Regions from separate parts of the Homo sapiens genome. Here region 1 is linked to region 2. Evidence: read pairs that join two places in POLR2A ChIA-PET (ENCODE). Cell type or tissue: Panc1. All regions are shown on one strand.

What was found. Peaks named below come from ENCODE experiments on the same cell type or tissue, not always from the same donor. Only the 100,000 strongest peaks of a DNase experiment are listed, where the experiment ranks them.
Region 1: POLR2A ChIA-PET joins it to region 2 with 8 read pairs; 2 of 35 experiments call an interaction of 5 or more read pairs at or near these places.

What each region holds. Positions count from the first base shown.
Region 1 is chr7:36,697,269-36,701,268 of GRCh38, reverse strand. All of the region lies in intron 1 of AOAH (acyloxyacyl hydrolase), which reads left to right. Among named protein-coding and RNA genes, the nearest start is that of AOAH, 25 kb to the left of the region's middle. In Panc1, no CTCF peak of the experiment used is centred here; no DNase peak of the experiment used is centred here.
Region 2 is chr7:36,637,147-36,641,146 of GRCh38, reverse strand. AOAH (acyloxyacyl hydrolase) reads left to right here. Exons shown (of 21, transcript NM_001637.4): 5 at 3,237-3,296. Among named protein-coding and RNA genes, the nearest start is that of AOAH-IT1, 39 kb to the right of the region's middle. In Panc1, no CTCF peak of the experiment used is centred here; no DNase peak of the experiment used is centred here; H3K27ac peaks cover 225 bases.

The DNA of each region.
Region 1 (4,000 bases), 60 kb before region 2:
CATTCAATGACAACAAAGTATTCATGGACCATTCTCCAGGATTGACCATGTGTTATGCAATAAAGTAATTATCAATTCATTTTTAAAAATTGAAATCACATAAATATTTCTCAAATTAAATTAGAAATCAACAATAGAAAAAAGTTTGGAAATACCACAATAGGTGGAAGTAATACAACACACCTCCTTAAAAAAATTTTTAAAAAGACTCTGACAATTCAACAAAATAGCCCTAAATAACTCCATTAAAAAGTGGGCAAAGGACATGAATAGACATTTTTCAAAATAAGACATACAAATGGCCAACAAGCATATTAAACAATGTTCAACATCACTAATCTTCAGAGAAATGCAAATTAAAACCACAATGAGATATCATCTTATGCTAGTTAGAATGGCTATTGTTAAAAAGTCAAAACATAACAGATGTTGAAAGGATGTAGAAAAAAGGGAAGGCTTATACACTGTTGGTGGGAATGCAAATTAGTACAACCTCTGTGGAAAACACAGTGAAGATTTCTCAAAAAACTAAAAATAGAACTACTTTTCAAACCATCAATCCCACTACTGGGCATCTACCCAAAGGAAAAGAAATCATTGTATCAGAATACACCTGCTCATATGTTTCTGTTTATTGCAGCACTATTCACAATAGCAAATATATGGAATTAATTAAGTGTCCATCAATGGATCATTGGATAAAGTATGGTGTGTATATATGTGTATAAATATACAACAAAATACTATTCAGCCATAAAAAAGAATGAAATCATGTCTTTTGCAACAACATGGATGGAACTGGAGGCCATTATCTTAAGTGAAACAACTCAGAAACACAAAGTCAGATATTAGACATTCTCACATATAAGCAGGAGCTAAATACTGTATACACATGAACATAGAGTGTGGAATAATTATGACTGATGAAGTGAAGGAAGGGAAAGGAGTGAGGAAAGAGAAATTACTTAATGGGTACAATGTACAATATTTGGGTGATGGTTACACGAAAAGCCCAGACTTTACCACTACACAATATATCCATGTAATAAAACTGCACTTATACCCCTTATATGTATACAAATGTTTTTTAAAAGAAAGATAAAAATGAGAAAAAGAAGAAATCAAAGGAAAATTACAAAATAAATATAAATCCATGCATTTACAGCCAATTCCATTTTTTGACAAAGACACCGGGAACATACAACCGGGAAAGAACAGTCTCTTCAATATGTGTTACGAGAAAACTGGATAGCCACGTGCATAAGAATGAGACTAGACCCTTGTCTCTTACCATACACAAAAATCAAATCAAAATGGATTAAAAACTTAAATCTAAGACATGAAACTACAAAACTACTAGAAGAAAACATTGGGGGAGAACTCCAGGACATTAGTCTGAGCAAAGAATTTTTGTGTGTAAGACTTCAAAAGCACAGGCAACAAAAAGAAAATTAGACAAATGAGATTACATCAAGCTAAAAGCTTTCTGCACAGCAAAGAAACAATAAACAAAGTGAGGCCATAACCCACAGAATGGGAGAAAATATTTGCAAATTATCCATCTAACAAGAGATTAATAACAAGAATATATAAGAAGCTCAAATAGCTCAATAGCAAAAAAAAAAAAAAAACAAATAATCCAATTTAAAAATGGGCAAATGGTTTGACTAGATATTTCTCAAAAAAGACATATACATGGACAACAAGTAGATGAAAAACATTCTCAACATCACTAATCATTAGAGAAATGCAAATCAAAACTACAATGAGACATGATCTCACCCCCAGTTAAAAAGACAGGGAGGAATGCATGCTAGCAAGGATGTGGAGAAAGGGGAATCCTTGTTGGTGGGAATGTAAATTAGTTCAGCCACTGTGGAAAACAGTAGGGAAGTTCCTCAAAAAACTGAAAATAGAACTACCATACGATCCATCAATTCCACTGCTGTATTTATATTGGAAAGAAAGAAAATCAATATATTGAAGCAGTATCTGAACTCCCATGTTTACTGCAGCACCATTTACAATAGCCAAAATATGAACTCAACCTCAGTGCCCATCAATGGATGAACACATAAAGAAAATATGGTACGATACACAATGGAATATTATTCCACCGCAATAAAGAATGAAAGCCTGTCATTTGCAGCAACAAGGATGTAACTGGAGGTTCCTATATTAAGTAAAATAAGCCAAGCACAAAAAGACAATTATTGCATATTCTCACTCATACATGTGGGATAAAAAAAAATGGATCTCATAAAGATAGAGTAGTAGTGGTTAGCAGAGGCCAGGAAGAATAGGGGGAGGGGAGAATGAGGAGAGGTTGATTAATGGGTACAAATGCATACCTAGATAGAAGAAATAATACCCACTGTTCAATAGATTAGTAGAGTGACTAGAGTTTACAATAACCTATTGTGCATTTCAAAATAGTTAGAAGAGAATGATTCAAATGTTTCTAGCACAAATAAATGACAAATTTTTAAGATGATAGATATCCCAATTACACTGATTTATCTTTAAACATTATATGATTGTATTAATAATCACAGGTGCCCTGAAAATATGTATATCTATTATGTATCAATAAAAAATAGTAAAATTATTTGAAAATTAGAAAATAGTTTGGTCTAAGTGAAAATGAAAACATAATATATTAAAATCTATTGAATGCAGCTAAAGCAGTGCTTATGGAAAAATTTATAACTTTAAACACATATTAAAAAGAAAAATCTAAAATTAATAATATGTTTCCACCTCAAGAAGCCAGAAAATGAAGAATCCAAAGCCAAAATGAGTAGAAGAAAGGAAATAATAAAGATCAGAGCAGAAAATGGTAAAATAAAAAACAGGAATGCAATAGAGAGAATCGATGAAACCAAAATATAGTCCTTTTGAAATGATCAATAAAATTGATAAACCTTTAGCTAGATCATTTAAAAAGAAGACATAAAGCTACCATCAAAATCAAGAATAAAACAAGACGGGACATCACTGTAGACCCAAAGGAAATTAAAAGGATCATAAGGAAAGATCGTAAACAATTTTGTGCCAAGAAGGTAGAGGGAGAGTTTAGATAAAATACACAAATTCTGAAAGGAGACATGATTTAAGAAAAAATAGAAAATGTGAATAGACCTATACCAAGTAAAGAAATGGAATTCATAATTAGAAATTGTATTCGTTTCCTAGGGATGCTATAAAAACATTACCATAAATTAGGTGGCTGAAAATTACAAGACCTTATCCTCTTACAATTCTGAAAGCTGGAAGTCTGCACTTAGGTGTCCACCTCTTTCTCCTAGCCTCTGGTGGTTGCCAGCAATCCTTCACATTCCTTGTCTTACAGCTGTGTAACTCCAGTCCTACCCACATCATCCCCTGGCCATTTTCCCTCTGTGTGTTTGTCTTCACGTGGCATTCTCTTCTCTGAGTGTGGTTCTCTCTTCTTAGAAGAACACTGGTCATTTTGGATTAAGGACCACTCTATCCTAGTATTACTTCACCTTAACTAATACATCTACAAGAACCCTATTTTATATAAAGCACATTCTGAAGTCCCAGGAAGGGCATGAATTTTAGGGCACTGTTCAACCAGGTACAGAAAATCCCAAGCCTAGATGGCTTCACTAGTAAACTCTGTAAGGTACTTAAAGTAGAAATAATGCCAATCCAACACAATTTCTTTCATAAAATAGAGGAGGAAGAAACACATTTCACTTTATTTTATGTTTTTCTGTCATGTAAATCCAGACAGAGACATCACAAGGAAAGAAAATAACAGACTTTTATAAACAGATGCAAAAACCCTTAACAAAATATTGACAAACTGAATCCAGCAACATGTAACATGAATAATATACCATGACCAAGTAGAGTCTATCCTAAAAATGCATGCTTATTTAACATCTGAAAAGCAATTAATGGAATGCACCAAATTAGTATAATAGAGGCCACAATTACATTGTCAGCCCAATAGAAGTAGGAAAATTATTTG
Region 2 (4,000 bases):
GTGATCACGTGAGGTGCTTGACCTCTGGGTGGACTGCGCTGTAAAGTAGGGAGGATGTATACTTTCTAGGGGTGAAGAGGGATTTGAGTAGGAGCTTAGCTCAAGCTGCAGGTCCCCTAAGAAGCTTTCTCAACCCCTGAGGGTGATGTAAACCATTGTCCTTTGCACCTGTGCCCCCTCGGCTCCTGTGCACAGCTATTCCGAGCCTGGAATCTCTGACTTACTCACCTTTCCCCACCTACTCAAGGCCATGAGCTTCCTGCAGGCTCTTTTCTACCTCATTGCAGCGGCTTCAAGTCGGCCAGGCTGGGGTCCTTCTCTAGCCTTGGGTGATGCCCAGGGTTGGAGCCAGTGGTGGCTTCTGGAGCTTCCCTCCACTATTCACTTTATTGTTGGGTAGAGTCAATTGCCATTTTCTGAATCTTAGGTAGAGTACCTGCAAAGGCAGCTGCAGGACAACTCTGTCACCATCACCACCAGATTGCCATCCCTAAACATGGGGACAGCCTCTGCCAAGGGGCAGTGGTGAGTGCCGCCGAGACAAAGGCTGCAGACAACCCTGGGTCCAAGGGCACGCCTCCACATCTTTGTTACACCTAAACTTGCACCCTACACACAGCCACTCTGTCTGTGCTGGCTAAGCCCCTGTTGCCCCGGCCTCAAGGGTGCTGGTGGGATTCTACCCTAGGGTCCCTTCCCTCACTCCCCATGTAGCCTTCACCTTTGAGAGTGCTAAAGGCCTGACTGCTCCCTCTTTGCTTCAATTTGATGTTACCCAAACTGCATCTTGCAGAAATGCTTCTAATTTTCTAGTTTGTGGGTCCTACCCATCCCCAATTTCCAGCAGAAACCCAGATTTTCCTAGCAGTTATTGTGACTGGAATTTGGAAGTGGGTGCTGAGTAAATGGGTGAGTCTGGATGTCCATCTGGGATCAGGACTCTGTTCCCACTCTTGGACGCTTCGACTCCCCCTCCTTGGCAAAAGCTGGTGCATTTCCCTGCAGCCCCGGCCCTGGCTTCCTGCTGCCACCCCCATGTGCACCAATATCGGAAACCCAGCCACATCCAGATGAACCCACCCTAGACCTCCCGGGAGGACACACAAGCCACCCATCCCGCCTCAGCACAGCCTCTGCTGCAGCACTTGCCACATCCTGTTTTCATAGCTTGTCATTACCTCCCAACAAACATTGAGCCCCAGAGAACCGAGCTTGGTTAAAATGAGATTGGTTCTCTCAAAGGGATTCAGCCCTCTCTCTGCTTCATCTTATTTCTGTTTACTGTACTTGCTCGAGGTCAGTCCCCTTGCCAGGGAGAAAGCTCTGGGAGGGAAGGGATGTCTATGTCATTCACCGTGGGGTTCACCACCAGATCCCCAGGGCCTTCACTTGCATATCAGTGCACGGAGCACATCATTTTCTTCAACAAGAAACAAGACAACATGGATTGAGCTCTTTTTTGAAAGCATTTATTACTGAATTGGTATTCATTGTTTAAAATTTAGAAAACCAGAAAAAGGCAAAAAGGAAAAAGTTATCACCCATCATTATTATAACATATTCCTTTGCAAGGTTTTTTCCTATGTGCATAAAATCTGGTAGCCTATTTTCCTCGTTTAACATAATATCGTAACTATTTTCTTTTGCTTTTATTTCCATGTTTACTGAGCACCTACTATGCCTCAAGGACTGTGCGAGGCTCTGAAGATTTTAAACTGGGCCTGAGAATGCAAAGGACTATTTCTGAGACAGAGAAGCAGGGGCACATGATTGAGGCAGAGGACTACCACCTTCACATTTTAAAATGTGGGGAATGAGCTCTTTGCTGATAAAAGTAGCCACAAAGTCACCATAAGAATAGTTTGCATGAAAATCTGGTGTCTGTTACACTGACTATGCCAGAGAATCTTAATTTATACAATAGGAGAATTTTAGGGTTTGCTAGAATTTCCAGAAAAGGCCAAAAGTGCATTTAATGAGGTCAGTTTTTGAATGGGGTCATTCTCTAAGCAGCTTTTGTATTAAAGATGTCATGTTTTAAAAGTGAAGATTGGGATCAGCTCTTTTGGCCTACTGCCAACTAATCAGAATGGATACTGGGTGCAGTTGGAGCACAGCCTGCAGATGCCCACTGGGTGGGACTATCACAGTGGCCCCATAGTTGACGGATCACAAGGAGGCCTGGGAGAGTCCAAGGAAGAGGCTGGGTGGTCAGAGCAAGAGTGGAGGACTCTCAGGGGCTTAGGGACACAGCTGTTCACCAACTGGCACAGTAGTCTTTCAATATTTTAAGAAACATACACCGTAGCAGGGCATCCTGGCAACCAAACCCACCTGAAGAGCATCTTTTCCTCTTGAGTCATCAACACGCACTCTTAGCAGCCAGCAGACAGAGCTTTCCAATTGTTGAGCAGATTACTTCAGGGCTGTACAGGTAGCAGGCCCAGGAGGGATTTGGCAGGGCCAGGACATGCACATTCAGTTGGGTTTGAAAGCTCTGGGAAGTAGTGATGAGAGAAAACCCTCCTCCTCCCCACCCAGCCCAGGGTTACTCTTCTCCCACCCCTCCACAAATAGACAAACACAGTGTTCTTTGGAGTTTCACAGCAATCATTACTGGTAGTAATGAGCTAACTCTTTATATTCGCAATGTGTGTACCCTTGGAAGATGCACTTAGATGCTCTCAAAATGGTTGAAAGAGGACAGGAGATCTCCAACCAGGGGAAGAGGAGGTGACTGAGAGATGAGGTGTTAGCTTGCACAGCAACAATCAGCCATTCTTCACTGCCAAAGCACAAGGCACTCAAGTAGGCTGTTGACAGCCTCCTGCTGGGGGGTTTTAGACACCAGGATAAGTTGCTTATGGAGATCAGCGTAGCAGAAGGGTCAGGAAGCAGAGGTTCAGATTGCCTCTCTGCCAGACCCTATGAGATCTCTTAGCTTTTCTGCATCTCGGTTTCCTCGTCTATGAAATGGTCGTATCTCACAGGGCTGTTTGAAGAGTAAATAAGATAATGTTTCCAAAGTGCTTAGCACTGCATCTGACACAAAGCAAAGCCCAAAATAAAAAGAGCTATTAATGTGAAATTGCCTTCTTGTGAATTATTTTATTACAAATTTATGGAGTGGTTCATTTATTGAAAACTTATGGACTTTAAATATCCTAATTTTAGAAAAGATGTAGGAAGAAAAGATAAAACATGAGTTGTAATGTTCTCTAACTTTGTTTTTATAGGAGACATGGAAATTTACACTACAGAAGGCAAGACAAATTGTCAAGAAGTCCCCGATTCTGGTAAGCACTAAGCACGTAGAACGCCAGCCTTTTCCTTGGCATGTCCTCTCTCACTGGCCCCGGCTTTCACATCCCAAAGGCAAGGACTACTCCGGATATAAGCCTGCAACATGCCATAGCTACGTGGGGATGGAAGTAGGAATGTGAACTGCTTCCACTTGTGTTTCCTGCCTTCTCACTACAGTGTGGTTTTTCAGCCTCAGCACTGCTGACACCTGGGGCAGAATAATCCTTTGTTGTGCAGGCTGTCCTGGGCTTTGTAGGGTGTTCAGCAGCAACCCTGGCTTCTACCTACTAGATGCCAGCAGCACCACCATCCACCCCTCCCCAGTCACAACAACCAACAATGCCTCCCAGCATTGCCAAATGTCCCCTGGAAGGCAAAATCACCCCCAGTTGAGAACTGCTGCTTTCCAGTAGACCGTCTTGGAGGAGGCTGTATCCTCCTGCTTCTCCACTTTCTAAAAATGTGACCTTAAGCACGGTGCTCAACTTCACTGAGCCCCAGTTTTCTTGTCTGTAAGACAAGGATGATAATAGCGTCCTCCAGTGTCAGTACTGATAGAGTTGAGAGTGCAGAGAGCATCTGGGATCTTGGCTAGGACTTACCAAGTCCTCGATAAATGTGAGTTAGTTATCATAATTTTTATTCATGTTTCCTTAATTTGTCCTCTGTGTAATAACACTCTCGTTCAACAGATAGA